3 separate regions of the Mus musculus genome follow, and regions 2 and 3 are each linked to region 1. The links are chromatin loops, found by intact Hi-C in ENCODE. Cell type or tissue: left cerebral cortex. All regions are shown on one strand.

Region 1 (8,000 bases):
TAAACCTAGGTGGCAGGCGGGCTTGAGGGCATTACTGATGAGGTTGAAAGGGCTTTTCTCTTCTTATTAGACTTTATTTTATATTTACATGTGGGTACACTGTAGCTGGCTTCAGACACACCAGAAGGCGGCACTGGATTCCATTACAGATGGTTGTGAGCCACATTGTGGTTGCTGGGAACTGAACTCAGGACCTCTGGAAGAGCAGTCAGTGCTCTTAACTGAGCCAATCTCTCCAGCCCGGGGTTTCAGGTTTTTGCAAGGCTTCAGAATGGGTAGAACTAAGATGAGATGACACATGTATTCTGAATGGGAAGAAGCACTAACGCAGGAGGGAGGGAAGAGTCTTCCCGAGGCAGCGGGACTGCCATGTTGGGACAACACTTGCAGTCATGACCTGTGCCTAGCATCAGGGAGAGCTGGGGCTGGTCGTGTGCCTACCCAATGTTTCTTTTGGTGTAGCCCTGACTGTCCTGGAACTCACCTTTTAGACCAGGATGGCCTCGAACTCAGATCTGTCTTTGCCTCCCTGAGGGCTGGGCTTAGTCTCACACCAGGTATCTTCACAAACTCCCCAAAACAAAACTTAATTATGCACGTGGGTGAAGGGGAGCTGTATATGAATTCTGGCGCCTGCAGAGGCATCTGATATCCTGGAGCAAGAGTTACAGATGTGGGCCTAATACAGGTGCTAGGGACAAAACCAGGTTAAGAGAAGGAACTTTTCATGGATTCTTCAAGGTTCCAAAGCAGCAGCCACTGGTTCTACTCTGCACAGGGAAGCAATGCAGTCTGAGGGGTCACCCATTCCTTTGATGTGGGACCAATGGACTTAATGGGAAAAAGAATCATCTATAGACCAGATGCCCTCTTATGGCTTTCACATGTTATCTTCTAAGTGCCATTCACACATTGCTATCCCTGAAAGTACTCTGGGCCATGTGTAGACATGGAAATGTCTACAAGGGGCCAGAGGCAAGTCCCTCAGAGGTAGCAATTGTAGGCAACTGCAGTAGGTTCCTCCCTGTGACAGAACAGTCCCAGGAAGCTTCAGGCCTGTGCCCTTTCAAGATTGGGCACCATGATGATGCCGTGCTGGCTGCACCCAACAAAAGGAACCCCCATGTTTCCTCCATCATTCACCAAAGCGTAACCCTGTCCCCATCTAAAGCTTGCAAGCTCACTGTGGGGCTTGGCTGGCCTCATTTCCACCTAGCTGAAGCTTAGAGCCAGCAGGATAAAAAGCTCAACCAGGTCCCCAGGCTTGGATTATAGTCATGTCTGGAATTCTTAGGCCTGAGACAGCAGCACCCTGGAGTCCAGAAACAGACTGCTACCCCTCAGTGTCACAGGCAGGGCTCAGGCTATGTCCTAGACAAATCGTAGTGGGGCTGAAGCTAATCTAAGGGGATACACACCTATGGAAAGATGCCACTGAGCAAGGCTGACAGGCAGGTGAGCAGGGCTAGCATGTTGTTAGGGACGGGACCAACTGGGACCTCTCCAGGGACATAGAAGCAAACAAGCAAGGACAGTCTCAAGTTTTTATTCAGTGGGTCTCTGTGTCTAGAAGAAGGTGTTGGGCCTCTTGGTGGTGAAGCGTGGCTTGTGCTGGCGCCGCAACACACGGTGGGGCAGTGGGAATTTGATCTTGGAGTCCTGTGGGGAGGGAAGCAATCAGTGTCCAGAGACTGTCCGTGTGCAACCACCCCCTGCAGCCCTGCGTCAGCCCCACACTCGGGGTCACTCACGTGGAACTGCTTGACAGCTGGCCGGCGGCACTTGCCAGCTGCAATCTCTTCCACCTTCATGATCTGGATGGAGTGGGCACGGGCACGGTGTCGGGCACCCATGTCTCGGTCTGTGGAAAGAAAAGAAAATCAGCCCCAGCCACCCAGAATGCCCCCACATTCTGTAGAGCCTACTGATTCACTCTGGGGGGCACTGCACAGCCCCCCAAAGGCGACGAAGCCCCTTTGCTGTGTGCACCACTATTTAAACAGCCGCTACAGGCAGCGACAGTTCTTGGGTTGGGTGCCAGAAATTGGCAGAGGGTTGGAGACTCACAGCACTGTGTGACTGCACCAGCAGTGGTCAGGTCCCTGTACTCCCGATACATGTTGTGTGTGCCACTGCGGGAGTCATAGCGCAGCCAGATGCCAAAGTTCTTCACACGCAGGGGTGACTTCTCAAACACCTGTGGGGAGTAGGGAGGACATGAGGAGTGCTGCCCTGGCTCTGATGGTACCCAGCGACCGGCATCCTGTGGGGCCCCAGACCTCACCTGTCCGCAGTACACAATTTCCCCGGATGACTTCTTCATCTTCTTCAGCTGTGACACAAAGTACCAGAAGCGGGACTTGGCCACCACATGGTTGGGTGCAAAGATTCGCATACGGTACAGTGGTGGTGTGTGGCATTTTGGGGTTGGCAAGCAGCGCCCCACCACCTTGTACTCCCGAAGCTGAAAGACATGTCAGGAGAGAAAGTTGTCTATGTGGGGGAGGGGTGTGGAGGCAGAGCCGGCCTGAGATTCAGTCCTCCCACAGGCAGGGGTGTCCAAAGTGGGCTCATACACTCGAGCCCAGTGTGAGGCAAGTCAGAAGGCTTGTGCTCCGCTACGAAGCTGCCTCAGGGTCTACATGTGGCAGGCTGCTCTGCTCTCCCTGAAACTCCAGGCCAAGATGGCAAAGGTGGCTCACGTCTTTAATCCCAGAGCAGGAAAAAGGCCATTTGTTCTACAGAGAAACTGTCTCTGGATTGGGACTAATTGACGATTCCAGACTAGCTTTTCACCAAGAGTCCGAAGGATTGTGTCCAACACACCGGGGCCAGTATGAGATCCGGCACCCTAGGCTACCGTCAGCCAGCCTTTAGAACTAGCTAAGGATGATTCTAGCGACGCTCTGCTTCGATTTCAAGTGCCGAGATAAGTGGCAGCAGGCTCGGTGTAGCCAGCGCTGGGGACAGGCCGCAAGCTTACCAAATGCTCTCTAAACCTAAGGCGGGCCGCGTGTCCACTCCAGTCTAAATAGACCAGGTTAGCTTTAAACCTCATAAGAGACTAAAACAAGCCAGCCGGGCGTGGTGTCACACGCCTTTAATCCCAGCACTCAGGAGGCAGAGGCAGGCGGATTTCTGAGTTCGAGGCCAGCTTGGTCTACAGAGTGAGTTCCAGGACAGCCAGGGCTACAGAGAAAACCCTGTCTCGAAGGAAAAAAAGACTAAAAGAACCACGGGGCTAGATTTGGCAACGAAAAGGAGTGTAACGCTGATATACACGAAAAGGCGGAGGGCCTTCCGGTGCACCCCGATCTAACCCGCTCCGTCCTCGGCCGCCCAGCACGCGGCGGCCGCCATGTTGGCCGCAAGGAGGCTGTGGGCGAGGAGAGCTGCCCGTAACCGCTGAGGGACCCTCGCGACGAACGCACCACCACCCCGGAGGACACAGCCAACCCGAGCGGCCCTGCCGCCAACGCCGCACCTTTTGCCCCGCCGCGGCCTCCTTACCGTGCCCGAGGCCTTCATGGCACTGCGCACTCGTTCACCGCCAGTCACAAAAGGAAGTGTTGTCTTTCGCGCAGGCTCTCACCATGGTCTCTGACGGAAGTCCCGCCCTCCTGATGCGGTGCTTCCATTGGGTACAGCTAGTAGCGGTCTAAGTTCTTGGCTTTTTTATTGGGTACCGATCAGCTACGTATAAGTCCCGCCTCTCTTCACGGAGACTACAGTTCCCAGAGAGCAGCGCGACGGGCCTTTGCAAGTTTCTCCCGGGACGCCCCATCGTCGTGCGCGAGGGATCCTGGGAGTCTACGCGTAATCGTGGTTCCTAGTTAGATTCCGGATTTTTAGTTCTCTCTGTCTCTCTCTTTTTTCATCTTTTTCTTCCCACTTTCTACATCATCCTTCTGTGTATCTACCCATCTATGACCCATCATCCATCTTTTTTATTTGCTTGCACCACCTTCGTGTCTGGTGCCTCGGAGGCCCGCAGAGGGCGTCAGTTCCTCAGTGCTGGAGTTAAAAGTTGTGAGGTGAATGCTGGGAATCGATCCCTGTATGTGCTCTTAGCTACTGCTGTTCTCTCTCCAGCCCCATCTATCTTTTTCTCTGTCATTAGTTTGGTTTGTTTGTTTGTTTTTTACTGTTTATTGAGATAATGTAGCCCAAACTAGCCTGTAACTCACTGTAATTCTCCTGCCTCTTCCTAGTTCTTGGGATGCTGGAGTGTGCCACCTGCCAGCCCACGTAACTATTTTCTTTATAGAATTGTATCAGAGCTGTGTCACTCTGTCTTAACTTTGTCATTTTCCTGGCCAGGTCCTGTACCTGAAGGCGACAATATCCGCCGTGTGTTTCCGCTAATGGCCACTAGGTGGCGAGCGCGTTTTTTGGCTCAGCCGCAACGCAATGCAATGCTGGGATGTGTGCTTCTAGGTCCCCCATTTCCATTGTGCTCAGGCGCATTCAAGTGTGATCCCTCAGTTTCCCCAGCCGCATTAACACTCCCCGTCCCATAAGATAGTTGTAAGATTTAGAAATTGGGCGTGGTGTTGCATGCCTGAGGTCTTACAAATGGGAGAGTGAGCCAGGAGGCTCAGGAAAGATGGCCTTGGCTACACAGAAAGATCTCATCTTACAGCCTTCCCACCCCAAAATAAACAGCTTAATAACATGTCGGTGTGCAATGGGCAGGCTAGGACACAGTCCACCTCTGCTGGAACACATTGCTCCAACCTGTGTTCTGGAGGCTGCTGAAGTGGGGTAGATACATTCTGTAAGATGCAGGACAGATGCTGGGGTGCAAGCTGTGCCCTGAGAGGGCACAGGGAAAGGAATGGAGAAACAGCTGTGTGAGGAAAAAGTTGGTATCCACAGGCCCAGCCTTAACCTTGGTCTGGGCTTTGATGTAAATTCAGAGTTTACAAGACCCTCAGCTGGGTGAACAGGACAGGTGCTGGCGGTTCAGTTTCACTTCCTGCTTTGCAGATGCCCCCCTTGGCCTCTCCTGAGTGGCGACAGGCTCTAGCCTTAACAGACCTCCTCTCCAAATGGCTCCTCTCCTAGGGGCTATGAAGAATCCCAGCAGGGCCACCTGTTGGTAAGACCTCAGGTTTCTGTCACAACAGCCCTGTCACCACAGGCTAGTGAGTATTCTGGACTTTGAGGTCCACTGACTGGCTTGTCCCCTGTGCCTTTGTTCTTCTGCAGTACACCTGTTAATCTGGGATCTCAGGCCACCTGCTTTTATCCCTCAGTCCCTAGGCAGAGATGTCCCTGCCTTAGTAACTTCAGTCCTGTGCCTTGCAGAACTAGGCAGGATATTGTAACCAGTCCTCAGACCCTAAAATGCCTTCAGACCCTAAACTACCTAGTACCCTGGGTTTCCCTTGTCTGCAACAGGCCTTACACTCTGAGGAGGAACAGACCCAGACATCTGATCCTCAGTACAAAGGACATTTATTTATCCCCCCAGGGACAAGCAGGGGTGGGGGGAGCTGCCTCTGGATTGGGCATAGCAGGTGCTTCTGCAGGAGTGGGTTTTAAGGAGAAAAAGGGAAGTCTGTGCTAGGGTGACTAGGTAAGTCCTGATTAGACAGATCAGCTAGTGTAGACAAATAATGACTTTTGATAGCTGGACCTTGGTGTTTTATTCAGGCATAAGGAAGTAGCCCTTGGTGGCTAGCTTGGGGAATGTAATCTAATGGCTCAGCAAGGGAGAGGGCAAGACCTGCTGGTACCACGTTTACCATGCTTGGGTCCTTCTCTGCGCCAGGACACCTGCCTTTCCCACTCTGCCAAGTCCACAGGGTCTACCCTCAGAGGGCCTCACCCCTCTTTTTGCTTTTTGAGACTAGGCCTCCCTATGTAGCCCAGGTTGGTCAAAGCTTGCTTTTGTTTATTTACTTATTATATGTAAGTACACTGTAGCTGTCTTCAGACACTCCAGAAGAGGGAGTCAGATCTCATTACAGATGGTTGTGAGCCACCATGTGGTTGCTGGAATTTGAACTCAGAACCTTAGGAAGAGCAGTCGGCGCTCTTAACCACTGAGCCATCTCACCAGCCCAAAGCTTTTGTTTTAAAAGTAAAGTTTTATCTTTTTTTTAAAAATATACGGCCATACAAACAAACAAACAATTTCTAAGAAATCTTGGCCCAACTCTTCTGTGACAACATGCTTTTTTTTACTACCCAGACAGGGTTTCATGTAGCCCAGGCTGGCCTTGACTCACTATGTAGTTGTTAATGCCCCTGATTGCTCTTGCCCCTACCTCACCAGTGCTGAGATGATAAGCATCTGCCACAACACCTGTCACAAATGACACTTTTTTTTGTTTGTTTTTCAAGACAGGGTTTCTCTGTATAGCCATGGCTGTCCTGGAACTCACTCTGTAGACCAGGCTGGCCTTGAACTCAGAAATCCGCCTGCCTCTGCCTCCCAAGTGCTGGGATTAAAGGCATGCGCCACCACGCCCAGCACAAATGACACTTTTAATTGATTACTTGATTTTATTATTTTGAGACAAGGTCTCACTCTGTAGGCCAGGCTAGCCTCAAGCTCAGAGTTCTGAGATCTGTCTACCTCGGCTTCCCCAATGCTCCCATTAAGGTGTGTGCCACCATGTGCAGCTTATTCAGGGACTTTAAATAATTTATTTTATTTTATTATGGGTGTTCCCTGCATGTATATATGTGCACCACTTTTGTGCCTGGTGCCCACCATACCCCTCTCCCTTTGCCACTTCCCTCTGTGGGCCTCACAGGGTAATGGAAAGACCTGGAGATGTTAAAAAAAAAAAAACAGGAGAGAAAACCAGTGACAGAGAGACTGAGGTGGGAGAGCTGGTTTGCCATGTTTGTATCTTGCTAGTGACCCTTGGTGGTGATGAACCCTGTTCTCAGGGATGTTCCCTGGCTGTGCTCATAGCACTCCTGGGGTCATGCGGTCATGTCATTCTTGTTTTCTTCATATTTACCATTGAGCAGTTGGATTCCTATTAATTTGGAAGTCCCATGGCTCAGTCCACTATGTCTCAGATGACTCAGACATGGAGTGCTGCTGCTGGCCCTGGGCACTGGGCTGTCCCCAGTCTCTTTGTCACTGGTTTTCTCTCCTGTTTTTTTTTTTTTTTTAAACATCTCCAGGTCTTTCCATTACCCTGTGAGGCCCACAGAGGGAAGTGGCAAAGGGAGAGGGGTATGGTGGGACTTGCTTGTCACCCCAACATTAGGAAGGCTGAGGCCAGAGAGATCAAGAGTTCAAGGTCAGCCTGAGCTACATAAAATGTGATCTCAAAACAAAAAGAGAAACAGAAAAGAAGCTATTCAGCTGGCTCAGCTGGCACAGGCACTTGGCATCAAGCCTGAGGACCTGAATCAGGGCACTAGATCCCACTATTGTGGAAGAGGGGAACTCTTCTTCTTACTTCTTCTTTCTTCTTCTTTTCTTCTTCTTTTTGAGACAGGGTTTCTCTGTATAGCCGTGGCTGTCCTGGAACTCACTCTGTGAGTGAAGCTGGCCTTGAACTCGGAAATCTGCCTGCCTCTGCCTCCCAAGTGCTGGGATTAAAGGCGTGTGCCATCACTGCCTGGAGAGAACTTACTTCTAAAAGTTGTCCTCTGTCGCATGCACAAGAGTGGTTGCATGAGCACACACATGCAGAGCCTATTTTACCGAGTGTGGACCCACACACTTGACATACCAGCCACTCAGGAGACTAAGACAGGAGAAATGCAAAATGAGGCCATCTTTGATAGCAAGACACACCTCGTTCCAGATGTTCTCAGTTCAGATGGAGGTTCTGAAAGGGCCTCCACACAGTTACACATGTCAAAAAATTCCTGAATAGAGGACAGGAGAGATGGCTCAGCCTTGAAGAGCACTGGTTACTTTTCCAGAAGTTCTGAGTTCAGTTTCCAGCAACCACATGGTGTGATTCACAGCTGTCTGTAATGCCATCTGTAGTGGGATCTGATGACCTCTTCTGTCATGCAGG
Region 2 (8,000 bases), 66 kb after region 1:
ATTACTATAAATCTCTTTACCTTAACCTAAGGCAGACTCTTCAAACAAGGACAAAAAGCAGCAATGTTCTTTACTGAAACATCGTAAAAACAATCTGCAGAGTTCAAATCATCCTCAGCACCAATGTCTTTCATATTCCTACTAGGATGGACCATTAAGTCCACTTAAAGCATTCCACTGCTTTCCAAAATCCAACATCCCCAAATCCATATTCCCCCAAACAAAAGCATGGTTAGGCCTATCACAGCAATACCCTATGCCTGGTATGAACTTCTATCTTAGGTTTTCATTGCTGTGAACAGACACCATGACCAAGGCAACCTTTATAAAGGGCAACATTTAATTGGGGCTGGCTTACAGGTTCAGAGGTTCAGTCCATTATCATCAATGCAGGAAGCATGGTAGCATCCAGACAGATATGGTGCTGAAGAAGGAGCCAAGAGTTCTACATCTTGATCAGAAGGCAATCATGAGAAGGCTGGCTTCTGCCCTGGGCAGAGCTCAAGCATAGGACCTCAATCCCACAGTGACTCACTTTCGCTAACAAGGCCACACCTACTCCAACAAAGGACATACCTCCTAGTAGTGTCAGTCCTTATGGACCAAGCATTCAAACACATGAGTCCACCCAGGATAAACCTATTTGAACCAGTACACTGCTCCTACACTGAAGCCGTGGTTCATTTATCCACTCTGAACTTCCTGCTAGCGGTGGGTGTGGTGAATGAAGAACACACACACACGCCCGCGCGCGCGCACACACACACACACACACACACACACACACACACACACACACACACACACACACACACACACTTGTAGCTTTATATTTAATATGCCTTAAATAGCACAATGGCTGGACATTGCCAAACCTCCCCACAGCACACACGCACACCCTCCGATATTCTTGATTTATCACTTTCTAAACTCTATATCTTATCTTTGCCACCCCCGATCCAGTCGGGGAAGGGGCCTCTGCCTGACTCTTACACAGCTGGATGCTTTCTCTCCTACAGCTCTTCTTCCCATGGTCTCTTGTCAGGGAAATCTAAAGTCCCGCCTCTGTCTCCCTGCCTAGCCATTGGCTGCTGGCAATGGGAGCAGGGATTGTCAGTGTATTAAATGCAGATGTGTGAATTCTCCTGTTATTTTGGGAGCCAAATTAACACAAATAGCATTAGAACCAATCCTAGCACTATACCAGTACCATGCAGTTTCTATCACTATTGTTCTGTAGTACAGCTTGAGGTCAGGGATGGTGATTCCTCTAGAAATTCTTTTATTGTTCAGGCTTGTTTTGACCATCATTTTTTATTTTTTCCATGTGAAGTTGACAATTGCTTTCCCAAGGTCTGTAAATAGTTGTGTTGGAATTTTGATGGGAAATGCATTGAATCTGTAGATTGCTTTTGGTAGGATGGCCATTTTCACTATGTTAATTCTACCAATCCATGAGCATGGGAGATCCATCTGTTGATATCCTCCTCAATTTCTTTCTTCAGGGACTTGAAGTTCTTGTCATACAGATTTTTCACTTGATTGGTTAGAGTTATAGTTTATATTATTTGTGGCTATTGTGAAAGGTGTTGTTTTCCTCATTTCTTTCTCATCTTGTTTACCGTTTTTATAAAAGAGGGCTACTGATTTTTCTATCAGGGTCTTCTCAAGATATTCATTGCAGTTTCCCTCTAACCTACTGAGCCACTATTTCCAGGGCAGGGATGCAGCTTAGTGTCTTTGTAAAGCCCTTGAATGTCTGTAGCTTGTGACTAGGACTGAGAACTCCCAAGCACATTCTATGTACATACATGCACATGCATGTGCTTAGCTGGGCTGTCTCTAGGCAGTACCATAACTGTCTTCATCCCGGTGTCTGTGATAGGTAGGCTAGGCTGCTGTGGGGCTCAGGCAAGCAGCAGTGTGACTCATCAATTAGCTTTTCAGAACAAAGAAAATCCACTTTAAGATATTTACTGCCTAGATGCTAACGCAGTGAGCAACTTTAAAGGCTGCCTTCTCTTAATTACAAACAGAATTACAACTTTGCCCCTGTGCTACCAGCAGTAGCTTAGAGAAGAGATGTGGAGGCAGGCCCCCATGATGCTGGTTACAGGTGGTTGCTGTCAGGAGGTGAGGCTCCCAGTTTTGCCAAGAAGGCCACATGCCTAGGAACCCAGGCTCTGCAGGGCTGTTTGGCAGGGTCTGGGATGTCAGGTGGGTATCAGGTGGTGTCTTCTATGTCAGTGTCAATTCTGGATTATCAGTTAGGCTCTGGGGTCAGTACTAAGATGTGGGCTTTCTCCCCTCCCCCAGACTGTATTTTTGGTATTTTTGTATTTTTTTCCTCACCTCTGAACAACAGATGACCTTCATAGACATTAGCCAGGCTTCATAGACATTAGTATAGACTTTTTTTATTAGGTATTTTCCTCATTTACATTTCCAATGCTATCGCAAAAGTTCCCCATACTCTCCCCCCCCCACTCCCACTTTTTGGCCTTGGCGTTCCCCTGTACAGGGGCATATAAAGTTTGCGTGTCCAATGGGCCTCTCTTTCCAGTGATGGCCGACTAGGCCATCTTTTGATACATATGCAGCTAGAGTCAAGAGCTCCGGGGTACTTGTTAGTTCATAATGTTGTTCCACCTATAGGATTATAGATCCCTTTAGCTCCTTGGATATTTTCTCTAGCTCCTCCATTGGGGGCTCTGTGATCCATCCAATAGCTGACTGTGAGCATCCACTTATGTGTTTGCTAGGCCCCGGCGTAGTCTCACTAGAGACAGCTATATCAGGGTCCTATCAGCACAATCTTGCTAGTGTATGCAATGGTGTCAGCTTTTGGAGGCTGATTATGGGATGGATCCCTGGATATGGCAGTCTCTAGATGGTCCATCCTTTTGTCTCAGCTCCAAACTTTGTCTCTGTAACTCCTTCCACGGGTGTTTTGTTCCCAATTCTAAGAAAGGGCAAAGTGTCCACACTTTGGTCTTCGTTCTTCTTGAGTTTCATGTGTTTTGCAAATTGTAACTTATATCTTGGGTATTCTAAGTTTCTGGGCTAATATCCACTTATCAGTGAGTACATATCATTTGAGTTCTTTTTGATTGGGTTACCTCACTCAGGATAATGCCCTCCAGGTCCAACCATTTGCCTAGGAATTTCATAAATTCATTGTTTTTAATAGCTGAGTAGTATTCCATTGTGTAAATGTACCACATTTTTTGTATCCATTCCTCTGTTGAGAGGCATCTGGGTTCTTTCCAGCTTCTGGCTATTATAAATAAGGCTGCTATGAACATAGTGGAGCATAGCATAGACTTTTGAGTGCTGGATGCCAAAGCCCTAGGCTGGGTCTGGAACTATGAAGTCCGTGCAGGTTACCGACCTCAGCACATCTTTCTGCTAAGCCACAGTGATCATGGGACTCTGGGAGCTGTGTGGAGCTGTGACCAACACCTGGTCCTCTTAACTCTGCTCACCTGCACAGGAACAAGAAACTGCTGACTGAAAAAGCCCAAGTGTGTGTGTGTGTAAAACATGTCCAGTGGTCATTCCCAGAGCCCAAGACCACACAAAAATGGGTTTCTTCATTTTAATGTATCGTGTGTGTGTGTCTGCTGCAAAACCATGGTTCTCCAAGCCACACTGCTACTCACCTGAGCCCCACAGCAGCCCTACCTACCACAGATGCTGTTACACTGGTTCCCAAGGGAAAAATGAGGACACTGGGTTGTAGACAGTTAAGGTACTGTCTGGAGACAACCCAGCTAAGAAGGGAGAACTAGGACATGAGCCCAGACAGTTCAGCATTATAAGGAAAGGCAGACAGAGAAGGACAGACAGAAAGACACACAGACAGAGAAAAACAGACAAAGATAGAGATGAGACAGAGACAAAGAACAAGAAAAAAGGCAAGAGAGTAACTTTAAAGAGCAGGGACCATGTCACAGGTCTGAACCTGAGGAAGTGGGTGTTCTTGTATGAGGACTCCTATCTGCCCTCCAGCTGCTCCCTAAAATCAAGCCTCTGCAGGTCACAGCTGGCTTGCTGCCAGTTTGAAAGGCAGGTAACCCTGCCCCACCTCCCTGCAAGGCCTCGTGGATTCGTTTGAAGGCTGCTGTTGTCACCTTGTGGCCAGATCTGGTTCTACATGCCTGGAGTCCACAGGGTTTTCTGCTTCCTCACCAAAGCTTTCCTGAAGGTCCCTGGGTCTTGCTACACCCCAAGAAGACTTGGGCATCGACCCTGCTTCTGCTGAAGGGGGCATTAAAATCTTAGACTTCCTGCTAGGACCTCCATTTGACATCAGGCCTGAAGACCCGGCTATGTCTGGAAGGGCAGGTCTTCAATCCAGGATACCACATGGACTCCACTTTTCAAGTGGATGGATGCTTTTCAAGAGGGAGGACAGTGTGAGGCAGGGTAGACAGTCTTTGACACAACATATACACACACAACTTACACATAACGCATACCAAATACACGCACAACATACATGCATAACACACATGTCACACATATACGACACAGAGTACACATTACACAAGCAAGCTATCCAGCTGTGGGCTCCATCCTGGCCCTTGGTGCAGCCCAGCTTGATATGAGACTCACCAAAATGGGCTCAGTGCAGGGTGTCACACAGCATGAAGCTCCTAGAAGCTTCAGCTGTGTCTGGGAGGTCTGGACCCCTAACTTTCCACAAAGGCCAGAGTGGACACATGTGTAATCCCAGGGAGGAAGTGAGCCAGAGTTGACACACATGAGGTTGCAGGAGAGATGGTGAGCCAGAGTGGAAACAGCTGTAATCCCAGGAGGGAGGTGATTCAAAGTGGACAAATCTGTAATCCAAGAGAGCCAGAGAGCCAGAGTGGACACATCTGTAATCCCAGGAGAGAGAGAGTCAGCCAGAGTGAATACCTCTGCAATCCTAGGGAGACAATGAAGCAGAGTGGACATATTTGCAATCCCTGGAGAGATGTTGATTCCGAGTGGAAACATTTGTAATCCCAGGGAGACGGAGAAGCTGAGTGGATGAATCTGTAATCACAAGAGTAAGGTTGAACCAGACTGCACACTTATAATTCCGGAGAGACAGTGAGCCAGATTGGACAAATCTGTAAACACAGGAGGACTGAGTCAAAATGGACACATTTGTAATTCCAGGAGATATGGTGGGACAGAGTGGAAATACTTGTAATCCCAGGAGATGGTGAGCCAGAGTGGACACATTTGTAATACAAGGAGATAAAGAGCAAGAGTGAACACATTTGATATCCCAGGAAATGGTGAGACAAGGTGAACATATTAGTAATCCCAAATAATGGTGAGCCAGAGTGGACACATTTGTAATTCCAGGAGATGGTGAGCCATAGTGGACACATTTGTAATCCCAGGAGATGGTGATCAGAGTGGACATATTTGTAATATAAGGAAATGGAGAGCAAGAGTGGAAACATTTGTAATCCCAGGAAATGGTGAGCCATAGTGGACACATTTGTAATCCAAGGAGATGGTGAGCCATAGTGGACAAATTTGTAATCTCAGGAGATGGTGAGCCAGAGTGGACACACTTGTAATTCTAGGAGATGGTGAGCCAAGGTGGACATACTAATAATGCCAAAGGATGGTAAGCCAGAGTCGAAACATTTGTAATCCCAAAGGATGGTGAGCCAGAGTGGATATATTTGTAATCCCAGGAGAAGGTAAGCCAGAGTGGACACACTTGTAATACAAGGAGATGGAGAGCGAGAGTGGACACATTTTTAATCCCAGGAAATGGTGAGCGAGAGTGGACACATTTGTAATCCTAGGAGATGGTGAGCCATAGTGGACACATTTGTATATCCAGGAGAAGGTAAGCCAGAGTGGACAAATTTGTAATCCCAGGAGATGGTAAGCCAGAGTGAACACATTAGTAATCCTAGTAGATGGTGAGTCAGAGTGGACACATTTGTAATCTCAAGATATGGTGAGCCAAGGTAGACATATTAGTAAGCCCAAATGATGGTGAGCCAGATTGGACACATTTGTAATCCCAAAGGATGGTGATCCAGAGTAGACATATTTGTAATTCCAGGAGACGGTAAGCCAGAGTAGATATTTTTGTAATCCCAGGAGATAGTGAACCAGAGTGGACACCTTTGTAATACAAGAAAATGGAGAGCGAGTGGGGAAACATTTGTAATGCCAGGAAATGGTGAGCCACAGTGGACAAATTTGTAATCCCAGGAGATGGTGAGCCATAGTGGACAAATTTGCAATCCCAGGAGATGGTAAGCCAGAGTGGACACATTTGTAATCCCAGGGCATGGTGAACCAGAGTGGACACATTTGTAATCCTAGGACATGGTGAGCAAAGGTGGACATACTAATAATGCCAAAGGATGGTGAACCAGAGTGGACACATATGTAATCCCAAAGGATGGTGAGCCAGAGTGGATATATTTGTAATCCCAGGAGAATGTGAGCCAGAGTGGACACATTTGTAATACAAGGAGATGGAGAGCGAGAGTGGACACATTTTTAATCCCAGGAAATGGTGAGCCAGAGTGGATACAATTGTATTCCCAGGAGATTGTGAATCAGAGTGGACAAATTTGTACTCGCAGCAGATAGTAAGACAGAGTGAACAAATTTGTAATCCAAGGAGATGGTAAAACAGAGTGGACAAATTTGTAATCCCAGAAGATGGTGAGCCAAGGTAGAAATATTAGTAAGCCCAAAGGATGGTGAGCCAGTATGGACACATTTGTAATCCCAAAGGATGGTGATCCAGAGTAGACATATTTGTAATCCCAGGAGAAGGTGAGCTAGAGTAGACATTTTTATAATTCCAGGAGATGTTGAGCCAGAATGGACACATTTATAATACAAAGAGATGTAGAACAGGAGCAGACACATTTGTAATCCCAGGAGATGGTGAGCCAGATTGGACACATTTGTAATCCCAGGAGATGGTGAGCCAGAGTGGACACATTTGTAATCCTAGGAGATGATGAGCCATAGTGGACACATTTGTAATCCTAGGAGATGATGAGCCATAGTGGACAAATTTGTAATCCCAGGAGATGGTAGACCAGAATGGACACATTTGTAATCCCAGGGGATGGTGAACCAGAGTGGACACATTTGTATTCCCAGGAGATGGTGAGCCAAGGTGGACAAACTACTAATGCCAAAGGATGGTGAGCCAGAGTGGATATATTTGTAATCCCAGGAGAAGGTGAGCCAGAGTGGACAAACTTGTAATACAAGGAGATGGAGAGCAAGAAAGGACACATTTTTAATCCCAGGAAATGGTGAGGGAGAGTGGACACATTTGTAATCCTAGGAGATGGTGAGCCATATTGGACAAATTTGTAATCCAGTGAGAGGGTGAGACAGAGTGGATACACTTGTAATCCCAGGAGATGGTGAGCCAGAGTGGACAAATTTGTATTCCCAGAGATGGTAAGCCATAGGAGACAAGTTTGAATTCCCAGGAGATAGTAAACCAGAGTGGACAAAACTGTATTCCCAGGAGATGCTAATCCAGAGTGGACACATTAGTAATCCTAATCGATGGAGAGTCAGAGTGGACACATTTGTAATCTCAGGATATGGTAATCCAGAGTAGACATATTTGTAATCCCAGGAGACGGTGAGCCAGAGTAGACATTTTTATAATTTCCAGGAGATGGTGAGCCAGAATGGACACATTTGTAATACAAGGAGATGTAGAACACGAGTGGACACATTTGTAATCCCAGGAAAGGTGAGCGAGATTGGACACATTTGTAATCCCAGGAGATGGCAAGCCAGAGTGGACACATTTGTATTCCCAGGAGATGGTGAAGCAGAGTGGACACATTTGTAGCCCAAGGAAATGGAGAGCGAGCAGGGAAACATTTGTAATGCCAGGAAATGGTGAGCTAGAGTGGACACATTTGTAATCCTATAAGATGGTGAGCCATAGTGGACAAATTTGTAATCCCAGGAGATGGTAAACCAGAGTA
Region 3 (8,000 bases), 480 kb after region 1:
CGGGAGCCACTGCACCCTGAGAAGCATCCCAGAGATCTGGGACCCCGCCTCAACCCAGTACCTGACTACGAGCTGTGAGTGCCCACTCGTTGTAAGACCAGGTCTGGTCGTCTAGTCCAAGATAGCCCCTACCTTAGTCTCCTGAATTCATCATACCCACGTTCCCTCAGAGCTTCTTAATGCCTGGGAAACAGAAAGGGGCATTGAGGCTGGGGTTTTGATGGGCGAATAAGAGTTTATGAAATTAGGAAACGGAATTGGTGGTAGAAGGCATTTTGATTTGGTGGTCAGCACTGGCAAAGGAAAGCCAATTGCCGGGCCTAGCAGTGGTGACACACGCCTGTAATCCCAGCACTTGGGAGGCAGAGGCAGGCGGATTTCTGAGTTCGAGGCCAGCCTAGTCTATAGAGTAAGTTCCAGGACAGCCAGGGCTACACAGAGAAACCCTGTCTCAAAAAAACCAAAAGAAAAGAAGAAGAAAAGCCAATTGCCATGATGGGTGGAAAGACAGATTTCCCTCTACTTATACACTGACTGACCCCTTCCAACCTGGTAGTAAGTACCCACCAGTGACCAACAGAAGGGACCGGAGCCGCTATGCCGCAGTGTTCCAGGACCAGTATGGCGAGTTCTCGGAGCTCCAGCGGGAGGTGGGGGCCACACAGGCTAAGCTCCAGCAACTGGAGGCCCTGCTGCTGTCGCTGCCCCCGCCACGAAGCCAGGTCAGCCCAGGAACTCCTGTGCCCCAGCTTCCTGCGGCTGTGCAGCTTCTACTGGGTGGCATGCTGTCAGGGTCATGGTGGCCCTTCTGAGCCCCTTCCCACCTTGCCCTTTCAGAAGGAGGCTCGCATGGCAGCTCATGTCAGGAGAGAGTTTGAGAAGAAGCGAGGGGTGAGTGGAGACTCCTGGGGTCACAGATTGGGCTGTGTGTGTGTGGTGCTGTCTTGAGACTGGGACCATGTAATCAAAGCTGAACAGCTTGAGGGCCTCTGGTTACAGTGCCAGGAGGACTTCCTCAACTCTTGTCCCCCTAGGATCCTGGCTTCCTGGATAAGCAGGCTCGCTGTAACTACCTGAAGGGTAAACTCAGGCACCTCAAGGCCCAGATCCGCAAATTTGATGACCAGCAGGACAGCAACAGTGAAGACTCTGTGTACTTCTGAGTGTCCTGGAGATGGTGGCGGGCTCCTCCTCCAATAGGAAACCACACCAGTTCTTCCAGGGAGTAAACATGGATTAGACACCTACTGTGTGCAGCTACCTAAAAGCATCCCTTCATTTTACAGAAGGGGAAATGAGGTTCATAGACCTGTCTGAGGTCTCATATGGGGGCAATGGCTGTGTAGATTCCAGGGGGCATAGTCAGAAGGCATGAGTTGGGGCAGCCTGGCATAAGTATTGTGATGGGGCATACTAGGGGTAAGGGCTGGGCAATGCTTGGGGCCTGCCTGCAGGGGCGCAATCCAGGACACCTTGATCCTGTCCACTCTGCATAGCTCCTCAGATGAAACTAACCTGAGCCACTGAGGATGACAAGTCCCAGGCCACTTGCAGGCCAGGAGTCTCCTAGGAAGATGTCTTCCAACAGAGAGGACCACATGTGTGGAGTTTGTAGTAAAAGTAGATCAGCTAGGGCTTGAACGCAGGCCTCGGGCTCAATAGGCATGGATCTCACTCAGTCCCACTCCACAGTTGGGCCCCTAACTCCCTGGTATTTTTTGTTTTCCAAGGCTGGGTTTCTCTGTTTAGCACTATCCTTAAACTCACTATATAGACCAGGCTGGCCTTGAACCGAGATTGGTCTGCCTCTGCCTCCCATGAGTTGGAACCAAGGGCATGTGCCACCACTGCTGGGCTACTCCCCCAGCTCCCTTCATCACCACACATCAACAGTTAAATTCACATCTCAATCTGTCCCCACCTTCTTTATGGTAACTTTAGAAACAGGAATATGTTACTTGGGGGAAGAAATTGAATTCAAACTGACCCCAATGTAAAAAGGTAAGTTGGTCTCATGAACATGAATAAACACCAGGCTTTCAGGTGTGGCTTGATCCAGCAATCACAAAGCTGTTTTGAGAGAGCCTTTTCCAGGGCCTCTTATTCCTCCACAGTAGTGAGGCGAGTCTCCCACCCTACTGGGACCTACAGAGCACAGACTAGACCCTGGGGTTACTTTCCCAATACTGCAGAAGAAAGCAGAGGCTGACCAAGTAAGGGAATACCTTTATTATTGGCCAGGTTTTCATCATCCCATGGTGCCCTCCGTGGACCATGTATCCAGGGGATCCTCCTGGCCCATAGTACTCCTGCCTAGCTGCAGTGGCCTTTCCAGATACCCATGACACCAGAGGCATCAGCATGCTGGCTCCAGACTGTTGAAGGTCTGCCAGGACAAGGCCTGGGAGATCCAAATCTTTTTGGTTTCATGATTATTTAAAAAATAAAACAAAACAAACATTTCACAGTCTTTAAAAAAAGAAATCAGTCTCAAAAGAGAAGCTGGGGCCCTGATCCCCAGGGTCCCCACAAGGCCCCAGTTTCCATGTATGTCCTGGAAGGTGACTATCACTAGCCCGAGCCATAGGGCCAGTTAAAGGTGCTCCCTGACAGAAGCATGTCCCGGATGAGGGTCTCGATGGGTGTCTTGCCCACCAGGCGCATGAAGAAGAGCTGGGAGATGAGGGATGCGGGCACAGCACGCAGGGCTGGCAGCCGCAGCAGCAGACGCCCAAAGCGCTGGGGCTGCGATGGGTACTGGGCACGCACATACTCGGTGAGGGCCACCTGTGCCTTCTCCTGCAGGCTCTCCACATGGGCTGGGTCAGAAAGGCCACAGGCATCTGCAGGAAGCAGGGATGACAAGGGCAGTCACGGCTGGGGAAACAGGGCAAGAGGCCTACAGGGGAGAGGATAAGGATGCCACCGGAGGCGAGCATGAACAGAGGTAAGAGCGTATGTAAGTCTGTGTCCACCAGACTAGCCGTATTCAACTGCAGGGACAGGCTCAAGAACTGCTGCTCCATGCATGGCTAAACGAAGGCCCTGCCCAATAGGAGGGGCATTGCTACTCGGCACCACTTTGTGGGAGTAGCCTCCAGGCCAGGATCTCCCTCAGCCCCGCCCACCGGAAGGCCTCTCTTCAAAGCAGTGCCCAGATACCCCTTTTGCTCTCTCAGGAGGGGACTAGACAAGGTCTGGATTTGTAATCAGTACAGTCCTAGATTTCGCTGGTCTCTCCTCAGCTCACATCTCAGGGTCTCTAAGATGTTGTACTGTCTTCCCCTACCGCAGCAAAGGCATGTCATCAGAGAGAATGGCCCCTGAGGTGTGGCCTGGGATAAAACCTAGGGTCATTAGCTGTATCCTGCACCCAAGCGGCATGGCCCTGTGGAATATGGAACAGAACAGAACAGAGGCAGGAGCTCAGAGGTCTGGATTAGTTTGAGGGCATGATGGAGTGACATCAGGCGTAGGATGCAGAGTATGGTCTCAGGCAGCTTGGTACATGGCCTGGAGCAGTGTCTGAGTAGGGGCCTGGGGGTAGTGTTAGGCCAGAGAGCAGCAAGCCAGGTCTAACAGCGGAGTCACCTGTGTCAAAAAGGTGTGGCCTGAGTCAGTGTCCTCTCAGTCTGGCTGGAGAATGGCCCAGGTTGGCTAGAGAGGGAAGGGGATGACCTGGTTGCCTGAGGCTGAGTTGGGGCAATGACAATGGGGGCGTGGTCAGTCTGAGGGAGTGGCCTTTGGTCCAGTTGGGAGTCTGGTGTGTGGCAGTGAAGTCTGCTTGGAGGCGTGGCCTGTGTTTAGGTGGGGCTCTGATGGGGCGGGGCGGCTCACCAGGCGTGAAGAGCGCGATGGCCTTGAGGCAGCCGTACTCCGCAGCATCCACCTGCAGGCGGCCCAGCTTGTCCACCTGCTCCTGGAAGGCACGCACCTGGTCCATGAAGGCCACGGCCCGCTCGGCTGCCATGGGCGCGGCATGCAACCCCGCGGCGGCCAGCAGCGGTGCCGTATGCAGCGGCAGCGCCGCCTGCGCCGCGTTCAGCACGAAGAGCTCACTCCAGCTGAGCCGCAGCAGCGCCACCTGGTCGGCGGCCGGCAGCTCGGGGAAGAAGGGCGCGTGGCGGGCCCACTCGACCGTGCTGAACAGCAGGCGTGCCGCCAACTCGCACACGTTGTCGATGCCCAGTACAGCGCCGCCGCCACCAAAGCGTCCGGCCGCGGGGTAGGGCTCAGCACGCAGCAGCTGCGCAATCAGCTCGGACACTGGCGGCCCCGTGAAAGGTTCGACGCCCGTCGCGCCCGGGGGACTGCAGGCCGCTGGACCGGGGAGCGCATGCGGGATGCGGCCTCGCTGCACGGCTGCAGAGGGAAACAGGGCACGTCAGGTGGCAGCGTGGGAAGACCACCCCCACCCCGTGAGGCCACACAGGGGACCGGGCACACACTGGGCACTAGCAGTGTCCGGAGGCCACCCCCAGCATCCCCACCAGCTGCACCTCCTCTTGCAACGTGGAGGCCACATCTGTCAATCACTGAGAACTCAGCTTCTGTCTCTGGCCTCTCCCGCTACTTGCAATTCTCCCCAGGGGGACCACATCGCTAATGCAGCATGGCACCGGTAGTGGTCCCCAAGAGCAGGGGCTGCCATTGTTAGCTTTGCCTATGGTGGTACATACCTGCCATTCCAGCTCTGGAGCATGGAGGCAAGAAGGTCAGAAGCTCAAGGCCAACCTCAGCACAAACTAAGTTTGAGGCCAGAATGGGCTACAACTGTTTCAAAAAATAACTGGAAAAAAAATCCAATGCTTATCTGAGTCCTCAGTCAGGAACAGAGTGAAAGTAAACTGAGGCACCAAGAACACAGGCTGGCTCCCCAGGGCATTTTAGCATGGGGAAGGCAGCCTGGGCAGGGAGCCAGGAGGCGTCTAATGAGCATGCTTTAATGAGCTGACACCTGTCTCACTGGTGGGTGAACTCCAGGTCAGCCCAGGAAGAGCGAGAGCCAGGGATGCAGGGACACCGCACTGAGGCACCCAGGCCAAACATAGAGAACCTGGGAACCGCCTGTCAGCTGGAGCCAGACTGGGCTTCAAATGGCCCAAGACCCTCCCTTTGCTGACAGGATGGGAACCCTCACTATTGCTCCCTCATCCAGCCCTGGTCCTACTGCAGGGCCTGTGCCCAGAATGTTCCACACCTCCAAATCCTGCTCCTTCCCTCTCTCCTCTCTTCTTCCACCCAGTCTAGACTGCTGGAATTCACAGGTCGGCACACTCCTCACCCTGTGCTCTCTGCCTGGTTCTTCCTGTGTCAAAGGCAGATGACCACGAAGCTACTTGAGGATCTAAGTGACTTTGCTTTCAATATGCCTGTCAGGTGTGAAGGGCTGGGTGGATGGTAATTCCAGACAAGAACCATTTGTTGAATCCTGCTGAGTATCAGACCTTGCAGCAGGCTCAGGAGATGGGCACATGAATGGTGTCAGTTTCAGAGCAGCATGGACTGCACACTCAATAAGCAGGGCACCCTGAGGAACTAACAATCAAGGAGGTGAGGGAAGTACCAGGCTACATCTGGAAGAAGGAACGGCTATGCAAAGGCCCTGAGGCAGGACGGCACTAGAAGCAAGAGTCCCAGCGATCACAGGCTCTGCCTAGAGACCTATCAGGACTTTCCATCAGACAGACAAGTTTAGACAAAAATTCAGTCTGGGCAAGGACAGAGCAGGAGTCACCTTCAAACTTAAAGGGACCAAAGAGTCATCAAATAAGGCTGGTGCTTGTTTGGTTTTTTGTATGTGCCTACGTGCATGTGGTTTTTCTCTAACCAGGTTTTGCTATGTAACCCAAGCTGACTTCAAACTGGAAACCCTCCTGCCTCAGCCTCATAGATGCTGGGATGACAAGCCTGCATGCACCACTATGCCTGACTGTCAGGTTCTCAGAAGCCTGTTACATGATGTACCTCCCAGGCTGGCCCATACCCCAGGCTGACCCACACCCCAGGCTGGACTGGGGCACTCAAGCAGCCCCCCCTTCTGGAGCAGCCCAGGCACCCGATCCATAGGGCTCTGAGTGGCTGCCTCCAGGTTGCACTTGACTGTAAGGATCTGAGGCCCAGCTGTGCAGTCTGTCTCCCCAGGTCTCATGGGCAGGGATAGGCAACTGAGTCTCCCCTTGGCAGCCTTTGGCTATAAACTGGCTGGATCCTGCCTTCAGCAAACATACAGAACAGAGCGTAAACAAATGTTAAAAGTAAAAATAATCCTCCCAGTTCAGAAAGGGGGGAGGGGAGATCGGGAGAGGTCATCAAGGAGAAAGGGCAAGGAGCTGCCCTTTGAGGTCAGAGGTCAGGCGGGGCCTGGGGAAAAAACCGAGTGGCTGCACCCCACTACCAGGCATCTGGTATCCTAGCTGCCTCCCCTCAGGTCCCCAACAAGGGCCTGGCTACAGCCACATCCCTAGGGCTACTCACCCTCCTTGCGCATGCCCACCCGGAAGCACTTCTTGAGCCGACAGTACTGACACTGGTTCCGGTGGTGCTGATCAATCTGACAGTCACGGTTGGACCTGGAGACACAGGCCAGGGTTCCCACTGATGTGCCTGCAAACCCCTGGGAAATACCAGTGGGGGATCCCTGACCTGTGATGGGAGCCCCAAGAGTACATGGTGAGGACTCAGTTCCCTAGCTTGGAAGGAGCAATCTGATCAGAATGGGATGCACAGAAGTTCCCCAAGGGGGCAGATGGAAAAGCATTTCCTGGTAGAGGACACAATGGAACAGACTTGAAACGCAAAGGATGGAAACCGAATCCTGTTCATCTTACTTGGTCACCACCAGGCCAAGTACCAGCTATGCATGGAGTCACAGTACTGCGCTGGCTCAACCTCACAGCCTATGGTGAGAAGCAACGAACAGAACTTTTCTCCTCTGAGAACACCAGCCCCATACCCATGTCTCCATAAGCCCAAGACTCTTTCTGTGGACAGCCCACGAGGAGTACCCAATTTGGGCACCAAAAAGCCTCCAGACCTGGAGTAGAAATAAGAGGCAGAAATCAAGCTCTAGGCGCTGGCCTCTCCTCCCAGCCTGTTCCTATATCACCCTCTGGCTGCTGCCCCATGCAGCAGCCATTGAGCTGAGAGGTTCTGTGGGCTCCAGGACAGCTCCTGTCCCAGCCAGGGTGCTCTGGGCAGAGTTAGGAGAGCCCAGACCCTATTGACTTTTAGAGGCCCCCAGGAAGGGGCCCAGCTGGGACAGAGAGAACTCAGGCAAAGCCAGAACAAAGCCAGCAGCCAAGCAGTGATGGGGGATCAGGGCGGCCAGGCGGAACTGGCCAGGCCCTAAGCGGGTGGGCTCTGCTCAGGGAAGGCTTTGACGTCTCCACTGTGTGGTTGGGACAGATTAAAACCCATAAACCTGTAAGTTCTTCTGGCTATCTCACCTAAAGTGATATATGCTTTGCCTGTTGTGCTATGCTCATCACAATGGCTATCTCTATCTCTGTTTGGGGATGGGGTGGACACTGCCCCCTTGCTATGCTGTCCAGGCTGTGTTCTGAGTAGCTGGGGCTGTAACAGTGACCAGCTTCCCAATCCAATGTGACCATACCATGCTCACACACTGTCCATGGCTCCCTGCTGCCCTCAACCCAGCACTTCATGCCCACATGCCTCTGCTGTGCCCGGATGGGCTCACCTGACAACACAGCCCACTAAGCATCATGGGGGGAGGGTCCTCCTCTGCCTGCCCTACCCCAGGGCTTTGAGGCCACTTCCTGAAGCCCTCCCAGCTCCAGACAGCTGCTAGTCCACTTAGGTTCAGAGAGGGAGACCAACCACACGAGGCCCCACACCATAGGTCCTGAGGATCCTAGAGAGCCCGCCCCAGTCCCCTTCACTCTCCCCAAAGACCCAGCCAGACCCAGCAACTCATTCCAGACACAAGAATGAGGCCAAAGTCTGGTGGCCCAGTTACAGGTGGAGGAGGGGAGCAA

What was found. A loop is a pair of places that touch in the nucleus more often than their neighbours do. Peaks named below come from ENCODE experiments on the same cell type or tissue, not always from the same donor. Only the 100,000 strongest peaks of a DNase experiment are listed, where the experiment ranks them.
Region 2: a loop joins it to region 1, with 4 times the contacts of the local background. A loop is called at or near these places in 12 of 42 quality-filtered maps.
Region 3: it touches region 1 in a loop (3-fold over the local background); 10 of 42 quality-filtered maps call a loop at or near these places.

Annotation. Positions count from the first base shown.
Region 1 is chr8:70,893,849-70,901,848 of GRCm38, forward strand. Rpl18a (ribosomal protein L18A) reads right to left here and starts at 3,595. Exons shown (of 5, transcript NM_029751.4): 1 at 3,511-3,595; 2 at 2,285-2,464; 3 at 2,068-2,197; 4 at 1,752-1,861; 5 at 874-1,659. The coding sequence starts at 3,528. The coding sequence ends at 1,567. It overlaps Mir7067 (microRNA 7067), which reads right to left and starts at 1,722; the gene lies at 1,660-1,722. Snora68 (small nucleolar RNA, H/ACA box 68) reads right to left here and starts at 2,008; the gene lies at 1,911-2,008. In left cerebral cortex, CTCF peaks have their summits at 3,399 and 4,353 (motif pointing right); DNase peaks (open chromatin) are centred at 3,680 and 4,368; H3K4me3 peaks cover 1,967 bases; H3K27ac peaks cover 1,704 bases.
Region 2 is chr8:70,960,269-70,968,268 of GRCm38, forward strand. No RefSeq gene overlaps it. Among named protein-coding and RNA genes, the nearest start is that of Gm10654, 33 kb to the left of the region's middle. In left cerebral cortex, a CTCF peak has its summit at 4,132 (motif pointing left); a DNase peak (open chromatin) is centred at 4,120.
Region 3 is chr8:71,371,912-71,379,911 of GRCm38, forward strand. Ocel1 (occludin/ELL domain containing 1) reads left to right here. Exons shown (of 4, transcript NM_029865.2): 1 at 1-74; 2 at 557-722; 3 at 838-891; 4 at 1,035-1,778. The coding sequence ends at 1,163. Nr2f6 (nuclear receptor subfamily 2, group F, member 6) reads right to left here. Exons shown (of 4, transcript NM_010150.2): 2 at 6,478-6,572; 3 at 3,838-4,362; 4 at 2,208-2,843. The coding sequence ends at 2,572. Among named protein-coding and RNA genes, the nearest start is that of Ocel1, 4.6 kb to the left of the region's middle. In left cerebral cortex, a CTCF peak has its summit at 4,049; DNase peaks (open chromatin) are centred at 3,101, 3,839, 4,082 and 4,554; H3K4me3 peaks cover 1,001 bases; H3K27ac peaks cover 1,103 bases.